Regions from separate parts of the Homo sapiens genome. Here region 2 is linked to region 1. A link is an interaction called in ENCODE POLR2A ChIA-PET data of the cell type or tissue named here. Cell type or tissue: GM12878. All regions are shown on one strand. Links, peaks and the distances in the headings refer to the core of each region. The heading gives the core; the rest is flanking DNA. Region 1 overlaps USP40 (ubiquitin specific peptidase 40). Region 2 overlaps UGT1A8 (UDP glucuronosyltransferase family 1 member A8).

Region 1 (5,383 bases), core at 205-5,204:
AGTAAAATGATCCTCAAATACCCATCACCCAGTCCCAATTACAGGTTGAGTATCCCTTATTTGAAATACTTAGGACTGGAAGTGTTGGATTTAAAAAAAATTTTTGGAATATCTGCATTATACTTACCAGCTAAGTAACCTCAATCCAAAAATCTAAATATGAAATGCTCCAATGAATATTTTCTTTGAGTGTCATGTCAAAGGGTCAAAAAGTGCTCAAAAAGTTTTGGATTTTGCAATCTGGCAGTGGCCCTGCCTCCCCAGAGAGAGCGCTGCACAGCTGCCTGACCCACACATGTTTGCACCCAGCCCAATAGCAAGTGTGGCAGTATCCCCCTCCCCAGAGAGACCAACACACAGCTATGCTCAGGTTGTGCTTGGTAGCAGCACAAACCAGCATCCTTTCCTCCACCAAACCATGTCACCTCTGTCACAAACACCCGTAACCTAGGAAATTGAGGCAACTGCACACATCATTAATGAGGATTACAGCTGAAGAACTGGCATAGGGATCATGCTACTGAGCCCACCAAGAACCAAAGCCAACAACACATCATTTCCAACAGACACCCTAGAATCCATCTATAGGAAAAAGCTCCTCCCTACAATAGCTACTCCATAAAATTGGAAAAAGTAAGTGTTCAAGTAAATGTGAAGATATCAACATAAGAAGACAAGAAATATGAAGGGCCAAGGAAAGATGATATTCTGAAAGGAACACAGTAAGTCTCCAGTAACAAACCCCGAAGAAAAGTATATTTATGAAATGCCTGAAGAGAAATTCAAAACAATGATCTTAAGGAAACTCATAAACAAGAGAATACAGACAATCCAAAATTCAACAAAATCAGAAAAATTCATTCATAATCTGAATCAGAAATTCATCAGAGAAAGAATTTCTGAACTTGAAGACAGGTCTTTTGAAATAACCCAGTCAGAAGAATAAAAAGAATTAACAATTTAAAAAGAATGAAGAAAGCCTACAGGACCAACAAGACACCATTAAATGAACAAGTTTTCTCATTGTAGAAGTGCCAGGGGGAGAATAAATGACAAAAGACACAGCGTATCTATTTAATTAAATAATAGGTGAAAAATTCCCAAGTCCAGGAGAGATATGGACATCCAGATCCAGAAAGCTCACAGGTTCCCCAATTAGATTCAACACAAAAAGATCCTCTTTGGGCACTTTATAATAAGACTCTCAAAAGTTAAAGACAAAAAGAGAATTCTGAAAGCTACAAGATAAAAGCATTAAGTCACATATAAGGAAATCCCCAGTAGACTATCAGTGGATTTCTTAGCAGAAACCTTGCAGGCCAGAAGAAAATGGGGGTAATATAGGAAAGAAAAAAACACTGTCAGCCAAGAATATCATATCCAGCAAAGCTATCCTTCAGAAATAAAGGCGAGATATAAATCTCAGATAAGCAAAAAGCTAAAGGAATTTATCACCACTAGACCAATCTTACAAGAAAATACTTAAGGGAGCACTACAACTGGAAACAAAAGGATGATAATTACTATCATGAAAACACATGAAAGTATAAAACTCACAAGTATAGGTAAATTCATAATCATACTTGGAATACCCCAGTGTCGCAATGGTGCTATATAAATTTATCAATCCTCTTCCATGAAGGTTTAAAGTCAAAATAGCCAAAAACAACAACAGTTACTATTAGTGGCTAAGGACACAATAAAGATGTAAATTAAGGCAACAAAAATATAAATTGTAGAGGGAAGGGAAAAAATTCTAGACTATTTTTATATGACCAAAGGTGAGTTGGATACAGCTTAAAATAGTCTATTATAAGTACAAGACTCTCTATCTTAGTGCAACAGTAACCACAAAGAAAGACATGACAGAAAATACACAAATAAGAAAAAGAAACAAAGCTTAGCACCATAGACAACCATCAAACCACAGAAGTAAACAACCAGAAAGGAAGAAAAAGATCTACAAAACAACCAGAAAACGATTAACAAAATGGCAGGAGTAAGTTCTTACTTATCAATAATAACCTTGATTAAATTCTTCAATTAAAAGATATAAAAGTGACTGAATGGGTTAAAAAAAAGAAGACCCAACTATATGTTGCCTAAAAAAGACTCACCTCACTGTTAAAGACAAACATAGACTGAAAGTGAAGGGATGGAAAAAGATAGTCCATGCAAATAGAAACCAAAAGTGAGCAAGAGTAGCCACATTTATGTCAGGTAAAATAGACTTTAACTCAAAAACTGTAAAAGGTCATTATAATTGATAATGGTCATTGTAGAAGAAGGTCATTATATAATAACTTGTTATATAATCACTATATATCATTATTATGTCATTTATAATGATATAAAGGGATTCAATGAGAGGATATAACAATTGTAAATATATATGCAAACACCACCAGAACACCCAAATATATAAAGCTAATATTATTAGACCTCTAGGGGAACAAGACTGCAATACAATAATAGTAGGGACTTCAACACCTCACTTTCAATAATGGAAAGATCATCGAGACAGAAAATCAACAAAGAAACATTAAACTTAAACTTCACCATAGACCAAACGGAGCTAACAGATATTTATAGAACAGTCCATCAACAACTGCAGGATACACATTCTTGTCAACTGCACAGAGAATATTATCCATGATAGAGCATACATTAGACCACAAAACAAGTCTTAATACATTTAACAAGACAGAGATCATATCAAGTATTTTTTCTAACCACGATAAAACTAGAAATCAAAAAGAAAAACTTTGAAAACCTTACAAATACATGGAAATTAAACACGCTTCCAAAGAACCAATAAGTCAATGAAGAAAGTAAGAGGGAAATTTTAAAATGCCTTGAGACTAAAATAGAAACATATTATACCAAAACCCATGGGATACAGCAAAAACAGTTCTAAGAGGGAAGTTCACAGCAATAGATGCCTAGATCAAAAATGAAGAAAGATTTCTACTAAACAACCTAACCATGAACCTCAAGGAACTAGAAACATAAGGACAAACTAAACCCAAAAGAAGCAGAAGGGAATAATAAAGCTCAGAGCAGAAATAAACAAAATAGGAACTAACAAAACAATTCAAAAGAGAAACAAAATTAAAAACTGGTTCTTTTAATAGATAAAATTGGCAAACCTTTAGCTAGACTAAGAAAAAAAGAGTGAAGACTCAAATAAAGTCAGAGATGAAAATCAGACATTACAATTGATACCACAGACATACAAAGGATCATAAGAGACTATTATGAACAACTACTTGCCAATAAATTTAAAAACATAGAAGAAATGGATAAATTCCTGGACATATACAATATACTAAGATTAAATGATGAAGAAATAGAAAATCTGAACAGGCCAACAAGTGAGAAAATGCTTTCAGTAATAAAGTCTTTCATCAAAGAAAAGCTGAGGACCTAATGGCTTCACTGCTGAATTCTACCAAACATTTAAAGAATATCAATTCTCCTCAAACTACTCCAGAAAATTGAAAAGTTGTGAATATTTCCAAACTCATTTTATGAGGCCAGCATTATCCTGATTCCAAGACCAGATGTAGATTCAACAACAAAAAAAGAAAACTATAGGCCAATATCCCTGATGAACATAGATGAAAAACTGTCAACAAGGTATTAGCAAACTGAATTTAACAAGCACGTTAAAAAGACCATTCATAATTATCAAGTGGTATTCATCCCAAGGATGAAAAAATTCATAAGGAACCACAAAAAAACCCAAATAGTCAAAGCAATTGTGAGCAAAAAGAACAGAGCTGGAGGCACCATACTGCCTTACTTCAAAATATACTACAAAGCAAAAGTAACCAAAACAGCAGGGTACTGGCAAAAAGTCTGACACATAGGCCAAAGCACCAGAATAAAGAGCCCAGAAATAAATTCACAAACTTAACAGCCAACTAATTTTTGATAGATGTGCCAAGAACACACATTGGGAAAATGATAGTCTCTTCAACAAATGGTTCTGGGAAAATTGGATCTCCACATGCAGAATAATGAGACTAGATTCCCTAACTCTCACTAAATACAAAAATCAACTCAAAATGGTTTAAATGCTTAAATGTAAAACCCAAAACAATGAAACTACTAAAGGAAAACATAGGGGGAACACTATGACACTGGATTAGGCAAGAATTTTTAAAATAAGCTTTGGTTGCCTCAAAAGCACAGGCAACAAAAGAACATAGACAAATGGGATTATAGCAAACTAAAAAGCTTTTGTACAGCAAAAGAAACAACAGAGTAAAGAGACAACCTACAGAATGGGAGAAAATGTTTGCAAAGTATAAATCTAACAAAGGGAGCTGGGCGGGGTTGCTCACGCCTGTAATACCAGCACTTTGGGAGGCCGAGATGGGCAGATCACTTGAGTTCAGTAGTTCAAGACCAGCCTGGGCAACATGGTGAGACACTGCCTCTACCGAAAATACAAAAAAAAAAAAAAAAAAAAAATAGCTGGGCATAGTAGCATATACCTGCGATCCCAGCTACTTCGGAGGCTGAGATGGAAGGATCACTTGAGCCCTGGGGGTGGAGGTTGCAGTGAGCTGAGATCACCCCACTGCATGCCAGCCTGGGTGACAGAGAAAGACTGTCTTAAAAAAAAAATCTAACAAAGAGTTAATATCCGGAATATATTATATAAGGAACTTAAACAATTCAACAGCAAAAAAAAAGTACCTGATATAAAAATTGGCAAAAGACTTTAGTAAACATTTCTCAAAAGACATACAAATGGCCAACAGGTACGCACACAAAAAATGCTCAACATCACAAATCATAAAGGAAATGTAAATCAAAACCACAATGAAGTACCATCTCACTCCAGTTAGAATGGCTACTATTAAAAAAACAAGAGAAAACATGTATTTACAAGAATGTGGTGAAAAGGGAACATTTATGCACTGTCGGTGAGACTGTAAATTAGTACGGCCATTATAGAAAACAGTACAGATGTTCCTCACAAAAATAAACATAGAACTATCATGTGATTCACCAATCCCATTACTGGGTATGTGTCCAAAGGGTATGAAATCAGTGTGTCAAAGAGATATCTGCACTCCCATGTTTAATGGAGCATTATTTACAATCGCCAAGATATCAAATCAACCTAAGCATCCAACAGTGGATGAATAGGTAAGGAAAATGTGGTATATATACACAACAGGGTACTATTCAGCCATAAAAAAGAATAAAATCCTGTTATTTGTGACAACATGGATGAACCTGGAAGACATCATGTTAAGTGAACGAAGCCAGGCACAGAAAGGCTGATCGGTAATATGACCTCACTCATATGTGGAATCTTAAAAAAAAAAAAAAAGAGTTGACATCGTAGAAGCAGAGAGTAAAACAG
Region 2 (5,383 bases), core at 275-5,274, 260 kb after region 1:
TCCCATGCTGGGAAGATACTGTTGATCCCAGTGGATGGCAGCCACTGGCTGAGCATGCTTGGGGCCATCCAGCAGCTGCAGCAGAGGGGACATGAAATAGTTGTCCTAGCACCTGACGCCTCGTTGTACATCAGAGACGGAGCATTTTACACCTTGAAGACGTACCCTGTGCCATTCCAAAGGGAGGATGTGAAAGAGTCTTTTGTTAGTCTCGGGCATAATGTTTTTGAGAATGATTCTTTCCTGCAGCGTGTGATCAAAACATACAAGAAAATAAAAAAGGACTCTGCTATGCTTTTGTCTGGCTGTTCCCACTTACTGCACAACAAGGAGCTCATGGCCTCCCTGGCAGAAAGCAGCTTTGATGTCATGCTGACGGACCCTTTCCTTCCTTGCAGCCCCATCGTGGCCCAGTACCTGTCTCTGCCCACTGTATTCTTCTTGCATGCACTGCCATGCAGCCTGGAATTTGAGGCTACCCAGTGCCCCAACCCATTCTCCTACGTGCCCAGGCCTCTCTCCTCTCATTCAGATCACATGACCTTCCTGCAGCGGGTGAAGAACATGCTCATTGCCTTTTCACAGAACTTTCTGTGCGACGTGGTTTATTCCCCGTATGCAACCCTTGCCTCAGAATTCCTTCAGAGAGAGGTGACTGTCCAGGACCTATTGAGCTCTGCATCTGTCTGGCTGTTTAGAAGTGACTTTGTGAAGGATTACCCTAGGCCCATCATGCCCAATATGGTTTTTGTTGGTGGAATCAACTGCCTTCACCAAAATCCACTATCCCAGGTGTGTATTGGAGTGGGACTTTTACATGCGTATATTCTTTCAGATGTATTACTTTGGATCGATTAACTAGCCCCAGATATATGCTGAGCAAGCATTCTGAGATAATTTAAAATGCCCTCTTTTGTTAATTTTTGACTCCTAGGTTTGAGTCTGTCTTTGGCATCATCTTCTGGATGATTTCTTGGTATCTGAGATTTCGGGAAAGCATTCCTTGGACATTTTACTCTGTGTGCTCCAGTGGATAGTAATCAATTAGAAACAACAAGCTGTTAAATGCCATAGGCACAGAATGCTGGGTTTGGGGCACCCTGCAGAAAACTCAGTTGAAGCCTGCACCTTGCCCTGGATTCAGTCAGGCAGGCAATGTTCAGGACTGATGAAATCATTCTTTGATGATGATAGATCCTGGAAATGAAAGTTGCCTTTGTGACCCTGGTTAAAGCTCCAGTTTCTAAATATTCTGATAAGAAGCTAAATCCTGCAGTCCGTTCTCTTCTAATGAGTGAATCACCAGACAGTCAGGTTCTGACATGATACAGAAAGGTTGTAGGTTTCATTCTCAAGCTATTAGGTTTATTTTTCCCCTACAGAGTTTGAAGTATGCAAAAAGTAGCATTCACATCCTCATCGAAATCTCAGCAGAGGATAGAAAAGAACAGGAGAGGCTCCTTCAGATGGAGCGTTAGGGAATTACTCTTTGAGGAGGTGACATTTCAGAGAGCGTTCATTCACTTATCCTGCAAAGATTGGCTGAGGATCTACTGGCAGCCCAGGCACTTCCCAGGTGCTGCGTCTGGCTCCCATTAAGGGGACTGATATCACCTTCGGAGGTGACCTTATTTCCACTATACCTCCAATGTGATTTGTATTTTATTTTTTTTAATTTTCTGTGCATTTTCCTTCATAGCACATCAAATATGGCAGCCATTTCACTTAGATAGTTGTTGATTGTCCGCTTCACATCATGAGCCATGTGGGGACCTGTGTGACTTTGCATTAATCACATCCACTGTATGCGGCGTCCTCAACACCTGCCAATGGGTCTGCATGTATTTGGCGCCCCATAAATCTCAGCACCTAAGGCACAGAATAGGCACCCACCGAATATGTGTTACATTAATGAATGAGAAGAAAGGTGCCAACCGAGGTCTAGTTAATGGGTCGAGAGTAATCCACAATAGCTCTTTTTAGTTCTTTGTACTCCAGCTATTACATACCAATATGTATATAGAAACATATGTAAAATTTTTTGGTTGCTTTTTCTACAAAATAGAGTAACAGTGTATTCCCACTGCCCACTTACCGATAATGTCATGGATATCACTCCAGTTTTAAATGCTATTACTTTTTAAACTATGAAATAGTATTTCATGGTACTTGTGTACCACAGTGTATTCTGCTGGAGATCTAGTCTAGTTCCCCACAGAGGAACATTACAATTTGTATTCCAGGAGTTTTGTTGTTGTGACCTCAAACACTTCCTTTAAAAAGATAAGCTATTTTGTAGTTTAAAAAACATTTGTTCTGTTTCTTTCTCATTCATCTTTTCTTAAGTATTTTACACGGTTTTTTTTTTTTGGTCACTACTGTGAATGTGTTATTTTTTTGCATTTCTATCTCTAGCTGATTATCTACTCATTACTCAGCTATCTCATCAAAATATTGATTTTCATAATAAAAAATAATAGGCAGTCATTTGCTGATAAAGAAATTTTGGTTTCTTCTCTTATAAATTCCATGCCAAATATCAGGGCTATTGAATTTATTAGAATCTCTAAAAACAGTTGAATAATTCTGGCAATAGGAAAGATGCCCGTCTTGCTGCTATTTTAGTGGAAATTGATTATCATTTCATTATTTTGCATTATGTTAGCCATTGTTTTCTGAACAGGCTTTATTGATTTAGATAATTTCCTTCTTTGCGTGAGGATGTTTGTAGGAGAGGCACCGAACTTTATCAGCTGCCTTTCTGGCATTTATTGATATAACCATAAAAGTCTAAGTGGTGAACTGTGTTGACTACATATTTGTTGTTGCCTTGTTTGGTGCAGTCAGGCTTAGGTGTGAAAATATGTTTTTAAATTGTACCTTTTAGTAACCTGTTTTGTCTTGTTGCATGTTTTAATCTGAAATTCCACTTTTTGGATATTAATATTACCACTTCTGTATTATTTTTGTTTACATTTCCCTAGCACATCTTTAGTACTCCTTTGTCTTCAAGCTTTCTTCCTTTTTAAACAACATGGCACTGGTATTTTTAATCCAGTCAGGCAGTTGCTTTAATAAGTGCATTTTGCCTATTTGAATCTAACAATTAATAGATTTGATTGTAACTCTCTCAGTTTACTTTATGTTTAGTTGACTTTGCCATTCTCCTTTTTCCGGATTTCTACTGGTTGGTCAAGTTACTGTTCTTATTTTCTCTTTCTTCCTTTGTTAACTAAAAATGCCACTCTGCACTACCATTCCTCTTGTGTTGATGGTCCTATTCTCAATACTCTTGATAAAACTCCTGAACTTTAAGAATAAAGATAAAACTTTTATTGCACAAAGAAGTCCATAGAGAAAGCACAACCTGGCATTGGCGTGTCTTTGGTGTGTCTGAAGGAAAAGAGATAGTGGAACAACATTGGGAGAAAAGGAATGAAACTCAAGAATTCCAAGATGTTCCTCCCCTGCCAGGGTAAGATAGCAGTGGTTCACAGACAATCGCAATGCTGGGTCTGAGAAAAATAACTAAACAGAAGATTAGTGAGGACCAAGGCTTCGAGATGGCCAGGAGAGGAAAGCTTGGGAGCAGGGAAGGTTGAGATATATGTGGGTTACTGGGAATGCGTGATGGTGAAGTCACAGATGACCCACATGGTGTCTAAGTGCTAAAGAAGAATTCTGGGAAAATGAAATGCATTTGGGAAGGGAAAATCTAATTAAAAGCCTAAACTAAAAATACAAAATTCTTGGTAAAGTTTAGGAGTTATGTTAAATGTCTCATTTTGGCTGGTGAAGTCTCATCAGAACAGGGAAATTCTCTCATTCAGGGGCATCTCATCTTTTCTTTGAAGGGAATCAATGGTGGGGGATTGGAGTGTTATTTTCAGTTAATATGTTGCTTCACTCTTTGGTCATTCCGGTAACTGTGAAGTCAGGGTGAAGTTTAAGGGAAGCTTTGCCAAGTAGGGGATGGACTTCACCTTTATTGAGCCTCATAGTAGCTGGCTCAGGTAGGAGTTGGCCGTGATGACAACTTCTCTGCAGTTTGCCCTGCGTGAATCTCCAGATGAACTTTTGTGCCATTTAAACTTTCGTGATCTCCTGCTATTTAACTTCGAATGTTTATGGACCTGTGGGTTCAATTTTGTGTGAATCACATCCTGCTGATTGCTGAGTGGGCGTGTGGGAGGGTGTGCCTGGAGGAGAACTTAGACTCGGCCTTTTCCAGATGAGCTTCAGTGTAAGAGTGGGTTTCATGAAGAGCAAAGGTCCTAGGAAATTTAAGTAAGCCATTTACCAACGCTCAGAAGAAAGAACTTGAAGAGCACTTGGAAATGAGCTGTGTCTCCCCAAGAAAGAGGGAGAGAAAGAGGGGAGAGATGTGGTGCAGACCCTAGGGAGGAAGGAGTTCAGAAAAACCATCCTCAGGGTGTTCTTGCTACAAACCAAAAAATGCAGCATGGTGGTGGGGAGGATGACTCTGTCCTCCCTGACTTTTAGATGAGCCCAAGGGAAAAGGCAAAGACAAAGCCCTTAAGAGCCAGAGGACTCACGAGGGCCTGGGGCTGGTGAGAGTGGCGGGGAGAGAGGGCTCACCTTGGGAGAAGGATGGTCAGTGTCTGGGGCTTTCCTGGTCATGTTCCAAATCAGGCTTGGCAGGAGTCCTGCTGTGCAAATTGCGTTTGCTGAGCCCTGTCAGAGGTCTCCTGTGTCTCACATCTAGGGTGACCAGCATCCTGGCTTCCTCAGGACTGTTCAGGTTTTAGCACTGAACATCACATGTCCTAGGGAACCCCTCAGTTTGGGCAAGCCCTGCCACATCACACAATCATATTAGTGCCCTCAGTATTCTTTGCAAACATAAAACCATAGACTCAGTAATCCCATTACTGGGTATATACCCAAAGAAATATAAATTATTCTACTATAAAGACACATGCACATATTTGTTTATTGCAGCACTATTCACAATAACAAAGTCATGGAACCAACCCAGATGCCCATCAATGGTAGATTGGATAAAGAAAATGTGGTACATATACACCATGGAATACTATGCAGCCATAACAAGGAATGAGATCATATTCTTTGCAAGGACATGGATGAAGCTGGAAGCCATCATCCTCCACAAACTAACACAGGAACAGAAAATCAAACACCGCATGTTCTCACTCATAAGTGGGAGTTGAACAGTGAGAATGCGTAGACGCAGGGAGGGGAACAACACACACCAGGGCTTGTGGCGGGGTGAGGGGTGAGGGGAGGAACTTAGAGGATAGGTCAATAGGTGCAGCAAACCACCATGGCATATGTATCCCAGAACTTCAAGTAAATAATAATAATAATAATTAATAATAATAATAATAATAAATAAACCCAT

What was found. Peaks named below come from ENCODE experiments on the same cell type or tissue, not always from the same donor. Only the 100,000 strongest peaks of a DNase experiment are listed, where the experiment ranks them.
Region 2: POLR2A ChIA-PET joins it to region 1 with 9 read pairs; 2 of 35 experiments call an interaction of 5 or more read pairs at or near these places.

Annotation. Positions count from the first base shown.
Region 1 is chr2:233,502,284-233,507,666 of GRCh38, forward strand. All of the region lies in intron 21 of USP40 (ubiquitin specific peptidase 40), which reads right to left. Among named protein-coding and RNA genes, the nearest start is that of USP40, 62 kb to the right of the region's middle. In GM12878, for the core only: no CTCF peak of the experiment used is centred there; no DNase peak of the experiment used is centred there; H3K27ac peaks cover 743 bases.
Region 2 is chr2:233,760,360-233,765,742 of GRCh38, forward strand. The region is part of intron 1 of UGT1A8 (UDP glucuronosyltransferase family 1 member A8); the gene reads left to right. All of the region lies in intron 1 of UGT1A10 (UDP glucuronosyltransferase family 1 member A10), which reads left to right. All of the region lies in intron 1 of UGT1A9 (UDP glucuronosyltransferase family 1 member A9), which reads left to right. All of the region lies in intron 1 of UGT1A7 (UDP glucuronosyltransferase family 1 member A7), which reads left to right. It also overlaps UGT1A6, UGT1A5, UGT1A4, UGT1A3, UGT1A1 and UGT1A. Among named protein-coding and RNA genes, the nearest start is that of UGT1A1, 2.8 kb to the left of the region's middle. In GM12878, for the core only: no CTCF peak of the experiment used is centred there; no DNase peak of the experiment used is centred there.